Linked DNA regions of Mus musculus: region 2 is linked to region 1. Evidence: chromatin contacts called from ENCODE Hi-C or POLR2A ChIA-PET data. All regions are on one chromosome and are shown on one strand. Each heading gives the region's core, a stretch centred on a gene start or an enhancer-like site at or near the end of the contact. The rest is flanking DNA. Distances are from core to core; before and after follow the strand shown. Region 1 holds the start of Spry1 (sprouty RTK signaling antagonist 1). Region 2 has its middle 8.0 kb from the start of Gm42211.

What was found. Hi-C counts contacts between places; a loop is a spot of excess contacts on that map. ChIA-PET counts read pairs that join two places held with the same protein, here RNA polymerase II (POLR2A).
Region 2: a map of left cerebral cortex shows a loop between it and region 1 (5-fold over the local background). The contact joins the enhancer-like site here to the promoter of Spry1 in region 1. A Hi-C loop is called at or near these places in 4 of 37 maps with a recorded cell type or tissue (T-helper 17 cell, left cerebral cortex and regulatory T cell). POLR2A ChIA-PET finds 5 or more read pairs at or near these places in 3 of 5 experiments (Patski and embryonic stem cell).

The regions. Positions count from the first base shown.
Region 1 is chr3:37,636,826-37,641,223 of GRCm38, forward strand. Spry1 (sprouty RTK signaling antagonist 1) reads left to right here and starts at 3,122. Exons shown (of 3, transcript NM_011896.3): 1 at 3,122-3,280; 2 at 3,695-3,983.
Region 2 is chr3:37,684,374-37,689,396 of GRCm38, forward strand. No RefSeq gene overlaps it. Among named protein-coding and RNA genes, the nearest start is that of Gm42211, 8.0 kb to the right of the region's middle. Within about 2 kb of position 2,903, at least 1 of the 3 ENCODE cell types and tissues checked has a DNase peak (open chromatin) inside an H3K27ac peak, as active enhancers do.

The DNA.
Region 1 (4,398 bases), core at 1,872-4,371:
TTTCTTACAGTTCCATTTGGAAGGCCACATAATTAGGTTTAAACCAGATGAGCTTCTTATGCACATCTGTAATGATGAAAATGGTGAGAAGAGTTCAGATGAGCAATTGCTGTTGGCCAGGATTTACTTCAATGGACCATTTGCTCCTCTTATCAAAAGTCAGATGAGTAGAAGCTCCATTTACTTCCTTATGGAAATGATGTGCAAGCCAGGGCGAGGGAAGCAGGATTTAGATGCTGTTGGATAGGCAGGAAATGCCCATTTGGTACTGGGACAGAGATGCTTCCTTGTGTGAAGGTAAGGCTCTGGACAGAGACAGTCTGAGGCAGTTTGCGTGAACACTTGTCACTTTGAGTCACCTGCTTATAAGGAGAGAGGCTCTAACTCAACCAAAACACTGGAGACCAAGTAGTCAGTGGGGCTGAGTCTGTAAAACATTCAGAGTCCTTTACTCGGGGCACGACTTCATGGCTCCCACTTGCAGAATGTAAAATCATGAAGAATATGAGAGGGTAAGAACCATGCTTCTGAAAATGAGGGAAATGTTTATGGAAATCTTACAGAATAGGTTAGTCTTATTTCAGTCTTCTACAAAGACGGTTCATAAAAGGAAACTGAAAATAACACGGCCCACCCTTGCAGCTTGTCTGAGGATGTTCAAGAATACAGGGTTTATTGCCCTAAAAGGAAAGGAAAGAAGTTAATTCCCTTTACTGGATTCTTATGGATGGATTCAAATCCACTAAGACATCAACTTCTGTGATGTTTTGGTTTCAACTTTGTTTCTCAACCGCATGCAAGGCTATGAATGATAATATAGTTAATTTCACAATTACTAATGTAACTTATCATGACATCACAGAAATACTGGGCGATTTAGAAAGTATTGCTTGTCAGTCTGGAAACAAACAAAAGTATTGTTTGTCAGCCTGGAAGTGGGTACACAATGGCTCTGATGTTTTTATTTGGGCAAATCTATAAATCAACAAGTCCTTTAGTGCTTTGATTTCTTTTAAGTCACACACACTTCTGAAGCCTTTGCCAGGCGAAATTTTCACTTTATTCTCTCTCAACAAAAGAGATGGATAATTGTGTTTTCTCATGAAAGTGAAGAAAGTGTTGGGCTTCCCTTCCTACCAACTCTATTTAGACAGATCTTATGTAGGGAAGTAGGAATTACTGACATTTCCCTGATGACCCTTATATCTTTTTCAAAAATGTTCCCTACCCCAGTTGTTTATTCCTAGACTAGACTCACTGCAACTGAGCTTACTAAATAAAGCACAAGGTCTGTTTTAAACTAAAAATTTATAGTTTGTCTCAAGTCTCATGACTGCAGGCAATTAAAAAGGTGAAGCTGACTTCATTAAATGTCTTCCAGATTCAAGGTTACTAAATCCTAACCTAGGAACGTGTGATCTCAAGAAACACACAATGGAGGCATTTAAGCAGAATCAATTTTGTGCAATATATTTGATTTTGAAATAGACCATGACCTTTGAAGGTAATATTTTTAACATTTTATGGATTATTATTACTATTATTATTATTAAAAATTTTTAAACTTAAGAGATTTGTTTTAGCACATCTCTGGTCCAAATATTCTGAAATGTAAATAGGAATCTTTGAAATTATGTTTTTATAAGTGTTATGTGGTTCAAACTCTCCATTGTTGCCTCTCCTCATCTTATTACATTGGAGAATTGGCCCCAAATTTGTGCAGACAGCTGGGAAGAGCCAGATAACACACTCTGATGAGATACTGTATTTCTTACTTGACACTGCAAATCTCTTCACGCACAAAAAGAACAAAAGCAGATCCACTGGAGAAACCTCATTATGCTCCTACATCTGTGAAAAATAGACAAGACACAAAAGCCCCACCAACTCTACATTTGAAAATATGACTTTAACACATCCCCTTGCATGAAGGGTGAACAAACAGCTTCTTGGCTTTTAATACGTTCTATTACCTTCTAGTGCACTTTCTTACTGCTGATCTTCTTCATAGGGAGTGTCCTGGGTTCCTTGCATGTAATTCCACACATAACCGTGAATTCTAAAAACATTCAAAAGCTTGCAAATGCATTATGCCAACAACAACAAAAACTTTATAAAAACTCACTGCAATTGTTAAGACTTAAAAAAAAAATTACTTTGAACCCAAAATATCCTAACTCACATTCACAGGTGATTTAGATCATGGAGTTTTTGTTTATCAAATACCATTCCTGATAAAATTCCCTGGAAAAATATTTTCTATCAATATTTTGGGGGTCTTAGGTTATTTTTAAAACTCTATGGAATTTTTAATTCCACATACAGCCCTTTTCACTACATCCTGAGCTATAGCGTCCATATAATAAATAACCAAATTCCATAGTATGTAAAGACGCAAAAAGCATTCCCAGCTTACTAAAGTCCCCCACCCCGTGACAGACATATGGCTAAAGCTAAAACTTCCTGATGAGTTATGCTTATTTTATTTCATTTAAAATGCATTGGTGTTTTGGACAAAATTATACAAACATTACAAAGCAGGAAGAACTTGGGCCCCGTTTTCTCCCCTTCCCCTCCCCCCGTGTAATTTTAGGGATCGTATCACAAACCAAATGGAGCAATCACTAAAACCCCACAGCAGGAAATCCCACCCTTTAGTGTGTAATTATATTACATTTGCAAAAATGACTGTTCTTTCTGAAACTTTCATATTTCGCATGATCTGAACTTTGCACTTTTCCCTTTATCTGGGGGCACGGTGTCATGGTGTACACATTTTTTTTTCCGTTGTTGTTGGTGGTTTGTTATTGTTTTTTAAATGTTCTTCACAACTCTTTTTAAACTCAACTCTAAGGGTGGCTGCACCAGTCCCCTTAAATTGGAGGCTGACAGCTCACGACTGACAGGGGCCCTGGAATGCCCGCTCCTCCCCAGTTGCGCTCGCAGGACTCCTGCAGGCAATCGACTTTTGTTAGAGCGTCCTCGAGTCCACATCCACGATCGCTGAAATCCTGCTCCGGGTTTTCGTGCAGCCCGCGTGATTGACACATGATATCACCGGGGGCGGGTCCCGGCGTGGAGGTGGAGGTGGCGGCGACGCTGAAATGCTGCGGAGCCCGCGCGCGAGTGCTCAGCACGCAGGGGTTTGCGGCGGCCCCGCAGCCAGAGCTCTGCGGGCTAAGGAGCGGCTGCGAGCGGCGTGCATGTGCCGGGAGGGCCGGCCCCAGGCTCTGCACTAGGTAAGAGCCTTCCCCTCCCGCCGAGGACCTGGCAAGATCAGGTGAGAATGGTGCTTTATTTTATTTTATTTTCGAGGAGCTGGACGTTTTCGGAGCTGGCTCTAGCTCTGTGCCCGGCGCTTTGCGGTCGGCCCTGCAGCGAGTTCCGTAGCCAGGCAGCGAGTTACGCGTGTGCGAACGCGGGCTGGCACCGCCGCGCACCCGCGTGTCTGTGCGCATTGTTGGGGACCGACCCGCCGGGCGCTCGTGCCAGACCTGACTTTTCCCGTCCCTGCGTGCGGGCTTGCCTCGCGCAGACGCGTCTCTCGGACGCGCTTTGGACTGCGGGGCATTCCGTGGGGGCAAAACGTGCACGGCCGTGTGTGTCCGGGGCTCGTGGCTGTCCATCTCGGCGAGCAGGACAGCGTCCCGGGCTGGCAAGGGACTCACGTGTTTCTGTCTCTGCTCGTCTGCAGCCGGCGTGGCGACTGCGGGGACGCGGACCTGCGGGGACCCGAGAGCCCGGGACGACGCCGGGCCGCGCGCCTGACGACCGGGACGGGACGGTGCTGTGGAGCGGGCGCCGCGCGCACCCGGCGGATGTCCCCGAGCCGCCCTCGGCCGCCGCCAACCGCGGAGAAGCGCCCCTGCCCGGGGGCCGCCGAGGCCGCAGCGCGGGCCATGCGCGCCCGGCCGCCCCGCCGCGCTTGATGCGGCGCGCGCTCCGCCCGCTCGGCGCCCCCGGCCGGCGCCGCGGAGGCCGAGGTGAGTGCGGGCGGCAGGTGCGGGCCGGGGCGGGCCGGGCGGTCCTGGCGGTCCTCGCGCAGCCCGTGCCAAGCGCGCGGCACCCGATGGCGCTGGGGACCCAGCGCCCGCCTGTGCTCGGAGCGCAGTGCCGCGGGACGCGGGGAGAGGGCGCTGCCTCCTCCCGCCCGCGAGCTGTTTTCATTCATAACTTTATCCGGCCGGACCTGCCGCGGCTCGGTGCCCCTGAGGTCTCGGCGTGGGGCCCAAGCGCCCGACGGTGCTACCCACACTGCTGTCCGCGGGTGCGCACCGGCTTCGCTCTGGACAGTTGCGGGGTGCCTAGGTGCTCCGCCTGAGCGAACTTGCTTGGGAATGCCCTGTAAAATGCAAATTAAAGCCGTGCCTAGGGGTTTCATAACTCAAACAAGCCGTG
Region 2 (5,023 bases), core at 1,653-4,152, 47 kb after region 1:
TTCTTGCTGTGGATCTAGTGTGAAATATTGTTAATAGTAATAATAAAAACAACTGCCTAACTTCCATCTCCCACACAGTTGTTTCCCAGTCTCTTTAGAAGATGTGCTAGGGAAAGGCAGCTCCGCCATACATTTCCCCAAGGCAAGCATTGCCTCCGGACACCTAACTACAGCCCGTGGATAATCAGACTTGCCCATGAGGACCAAGTTGGAGCATACCATCCTTGCTAGCCAGGGACAGGAAGAGCTTGCTTGCAGATGCTCAGGCTGCTCAGGTGGGATGGAACGTGGTATCTGCCCATAGAAGACTCCCTGAAGCACTCCTGCCTCTCCATGTAAAGGGGGAGGGAACGCTGTGTTTTCCGAGTATCACTCGGGAAAGTGGCTTAACACAACAGTGAGGAAGAAAAGTAAGAACACCACAATATACAGTTAGAATTAGAACTCCGAGGGCTACCAAGATGGTTCCACAGGTGAAGACGATTGCCACCAAACCTGATAACCTGAGTTCAGAGGCAGTTGAGATGCTCGGCCAAGCAGTGTTTTCAATTTTAGGTTCCCTCTGCCCCTGAGTTAGGCATGTTTACATATGTATCGTGAGGTGTCTTGGGAATGGGATCCGAGCCTAGGCAGTCCTGTATCTCTCTGTTTACCTCCTCCATGCAGCCTGGACACGTTCTGATAGACTATACTGTGTGTAGTTTGATAGTCTACCACCGAGACAGCTGAGGAATCTGACCCATGTCACCTGGTGCAGGTGCTCAGGACAGTTCTGATTTTGGAGCTTTTAGGACTTCAGTTGCAGATCTGGACCGGGTAATTTGCACTGTCATTCCCACTTTGCCCATAAGGAAGCCAGTGCTTCCGAAGAAGAAGAAGGAGGAGGAGGAGGAGGAGGAGGAGGAGGAGGGAGAGGAGGAAGAGGAGGAAGGAGGAAGAAGGAAGAAGAAGGAAGAAGGAGGAAGAAGGAGGAAGAAGGAGGAGGAAGGAGGAAGAAGGAGGAAGAAGGAGGAAGAAGGAAGAAGAAGGAAGAAGGAGGAGGAAGAAGGAGGAAGAAGGAGGAAGAAGGAGGAAGAAGGAGGAAGAAGGAAGAAGAAGGAAGAAGAAAGAAGAGGAGCGTGTTCTGGGAGTCTGACTCCAGATGACCTTCAAGTCAAAGCTTGTGATTTCAAATGCTTCTGCAGTATCGGGTGTAGCTTCAATGGGAGAACCTGTCTGTCTGTCTGTCTGTCTGTCTATCTGTCTGTCTGTCTATCTCTTTCCCCCACTTCCATAAAATGCCACCTTAGGGCATACCTGGCCACCAGTGAGGAAAACCACTCTTCAAGCTGAGCTAGAAGTGACCAGAAGATTAATGACAATCGTGCATGACAGCAGTCTAGGGGAAAAAAAAAAAAAAAAAAAAAAAAAGCAGACTCCTGGAGACACAGTGTCTGTGTAGACTTCCAAATAAAAGCAGTAGGAAGCTTTTGGCTCGCTTCAGGAGCTGAGACGTGAGGATGAGAGCCACAAATGCCAGCTGAGGGGAAAACTGACTATGTTGCTCAGAAGCTGGGGACATGCCACCTCTACCATGAAGCGAGGGTGAGGGGTACAGGAGCATCAGCGAGCAGTGAGGACCCCGTGCCCTCGCTCATAATTGTTGCTGCTCTCTTCAGTGGTCACAGTCCCCAGATGTAACAAATATGGCCTTCGAGAAAGAAGAGGTTAGAAGTTCACTGATAAGCCCTCCTTATTTGGTAGTGATTGGTCTGAGATCAATCTAACCCCTCCTTTAAATGACCCTGGGATTGTTGACTTTTGTGATGTAACCGTAAGGGGCACGATGTTAAATTGTCATGTGCTGTTTGAACTCACCAAGAAGATGAGCCTGGAGGTGGGGTTGCCAGCCCCATTTCATACCTAAACAGATTTGTCTCAAAGTGCCCACCCCCAAGGTCTGGAGATTGGCTGCCTTCTGAGTCTGTGATAGAGAGAAAATCGACAAACAGCTCAGGAATGAAAACACTGTCCCTGAGAACAACTAGAAGAGAGGATGCGATTGTTTATCCCCCTAATATAAAAATGTCTGTAGTGGGGAGGAACAGCCGGAAGTTCAACAGTGCGAGAAAGATCACTGGGAGAAGGAACGTTAGCGGACCCCTTGACTTACCCGGTGTAATTCTGCTGGGTGTTTTGAGCAGTCAATTAGCCAATGTTTGCTCACCCACTCAATCTCTTTCTGATTCTTTCCCTTCCTCCCTCCCTCTCTCTCCCTCCCTCTTTTCTTTTGACTTGTATACTTAAAAAACATACCCATTCAAACCTCAAAATATGGCTAATGTAGATAGATCACTCTCTGGATTGTACAAAAGCAATGGCTTTTTAAAGGTTTTTATGGTGTGGACTGAATTTGTCTTATCATACCAAGACAAGGGAAAGGCTGATTTGGCTCTAACCTGAGGCATGCTCCTTAGTAGCTTTTAGGGAGTGAAGGTCTGATTCTCTTTTGTTTGGAATCTAAGTCTTAACAATGTAACCCTAGGGGCCCGGAACTCAGGATGTGGTCCAGTTGGCCGGGCACTCATGACCCTCCTGCATTTGACTCCTGGGTGCTGAACTTGCAGATCATCGCTACTTTGTGGTGTTGCTAAGGGTGGGGATGCTAACCAGACAAGGTCGTGTCTTTATCCTTTATTCTTTCAGTCTCGTATTTGCTCATCCTCGCTGGGATTTCTTTCCTCCAAGTTGGCTTAAGAATCACAATTAGAGACAGGAGTGAGGACAAGGTGGGCTTGCTTGCAGCAGAGGGAGCTTCCCTGTCACACTGGGGACGTAGGAGCCACAAGGCTCCACTTTGATGTGGGTCAGTGCCCTGCACCGAATGCAGAGAGAGCTGGGGGCAGGGCGTGGTAATGGATTCCAGAGAGGGTTGTGCAAGGCAGGCGCACTGCCAACCCAGCGTGGACAAACATTCTCACCCTGGCTGTCTCCCGAAGGAAGGTTCGTGCAGCTTGTGTGGGGCATTCCTGAAAGACGGGCGCATTTGTTTGACTTACATAACGTCTTACATCAGAGGACTAAAGCCGCCCTTCCGGCTCGTGTCCTGTTGAACCGGATCCAACCGAAACTTCTTTCCGTTCCATAGGCAGAAACCTGATTACCTGTGTAAGTGCTGCTTGCCGGTCGGCAGAGTTGCCCGCCCTCTGCCCTCCTCTCAGGCATCTTGGTGACATCGCTCCTTCCTCTTAGAATTTCACCCATTCGTCAAGTCCTTAAAAGGACTTGTTCAGAACTCGTCCATCAGAGACTTCTCCCGCATAGTCTTATTACACTGAGCATGCATTAAGTGTGTATAGCTTTGGGGCAGAGGAGATGCCAGGAGATTGTAGAACTGCAAAGGCACTTGGGGATTATCACGGTATGCATAAAGGGACTGCAGCTTTCAGCAAGCACTCTCATTCACGCTGTGCAGGCAGCAGTACTTGGTTTGACTTGTGTTTCCTGACACGGCTTTGGTCCTAAGTTCTTTCCTCTGTCCAAACTTAACCACGCATCAGAGGATGACCTTGAACATGTGATCTTGCTTCCCTTCCGAGTGCTGGACATCCAGTCAGCACTAAGCCAGGTTTAATGCCTTGATTATTAATTATTATTATTTTAAGTTTTAAGTCCACAACAGGAGTTGCCCTAAATCACTGAAACTAAATCTACTCCAGAAGGTCACTATTCCCTACTTGAACCTCTCAGTGCTTTTTGTGCTCTGACCCCCACCTGAAGACCAAAGCAGACCTGGGGAACTTTACACAAGCTCCACAGCGGTCATAGAGGGCATAGCACCAACTTTGTGAAGGGTCGCTGGTGGATAACAGCACAGGACTCAGAGAGGAAGGACTTCTGTCCAAGAGTTCCTTCAATTACAGGACACCAGGGACAGCGGCCTTTGCTTTTACATCCTCCTTCATATCTGCTACTAAGATGGGCCCAGGTACAGGGGAAGGGAGACAAAAGGGAGGGAGGGACAGAGAAAGGGAAGGCGTGTGACACATTGGTGGTGTGTTTGAGATGGAGGGTCCTGCGGAGTCACTCCATGCAGCAGAGGCAAGGTGAGAGGACATGGATGGTCCTTAGGGAGCAGCACGGTGGCTCCTACTCCAGAGAAGGCAGACTCTCAGCGTTATAGAAGATGCAGTCAATGCCCCTGCAGTCTTGACACCCTGACTGGAGAAGTCTGGCCATCCTAGTTAGCTTTCCCTGTCAACTTGGCACAGCCTGGATTTACCAGAGAAGGGACCCATCAATCGTGAGATCACATTGGCCAGTGAGATCACGGATAGGAAGCTGTCCTGACTGTTGAGTGATGTAGGAGTGCTCAGCCCACTGTGGGTGGTACCATCCCTAGACTGGTGGTCCCAGGCTATGTAAGAAAGCCAGCTGAATGTGAGCCCGAGAACAAGTCATCAAGCAGAGTCCCTTCATGGTTCCTGCTTCAAGTTCTTGTTTGAGTGCCTGCCCTGACCTCCCTCAGTAATGGGCTGTGTCCTGGAAGTGTAAGACAAATAAACCTTCGCTCCTTTGGTCAGTGTTTTCTCACAATAGAAAGAAAAGCAGACCATCCTGGAAAGGAAGCTTTGGACATATGAGGCCCTATTGTCTTCCCCAGTCTCTCTCCCACAGTTCCTATCTCAGCCAATCAATCATTCACTCACCCCCTCCACACCCCCTCCAGCCTCCCATTATCTGTGAGTACAGTTAGAAGGCTTGTCAGAGACCGGAGCTAACACACAGTGGGAAAAGCCAGACGTGGAAAATTTTGAGTAAAAATCCTCAGGAAAAATACAATAAAATGTTCCTAAAAGTTAAAATTAATCACTTGGAGTTGTGTGGCTTGTATTTTTAAGTTAAAAATGAAGTTTCAAGGTGTGGCCCCTTATAATATTCATGGGACTGGCTATAAAATATTGCCATTATTTTTTGAAATTTTCTATTTCAAATGGTGTTGGATTTTTTTTTTAATGGTATTCTGAAGTAAGGACTGTAATGT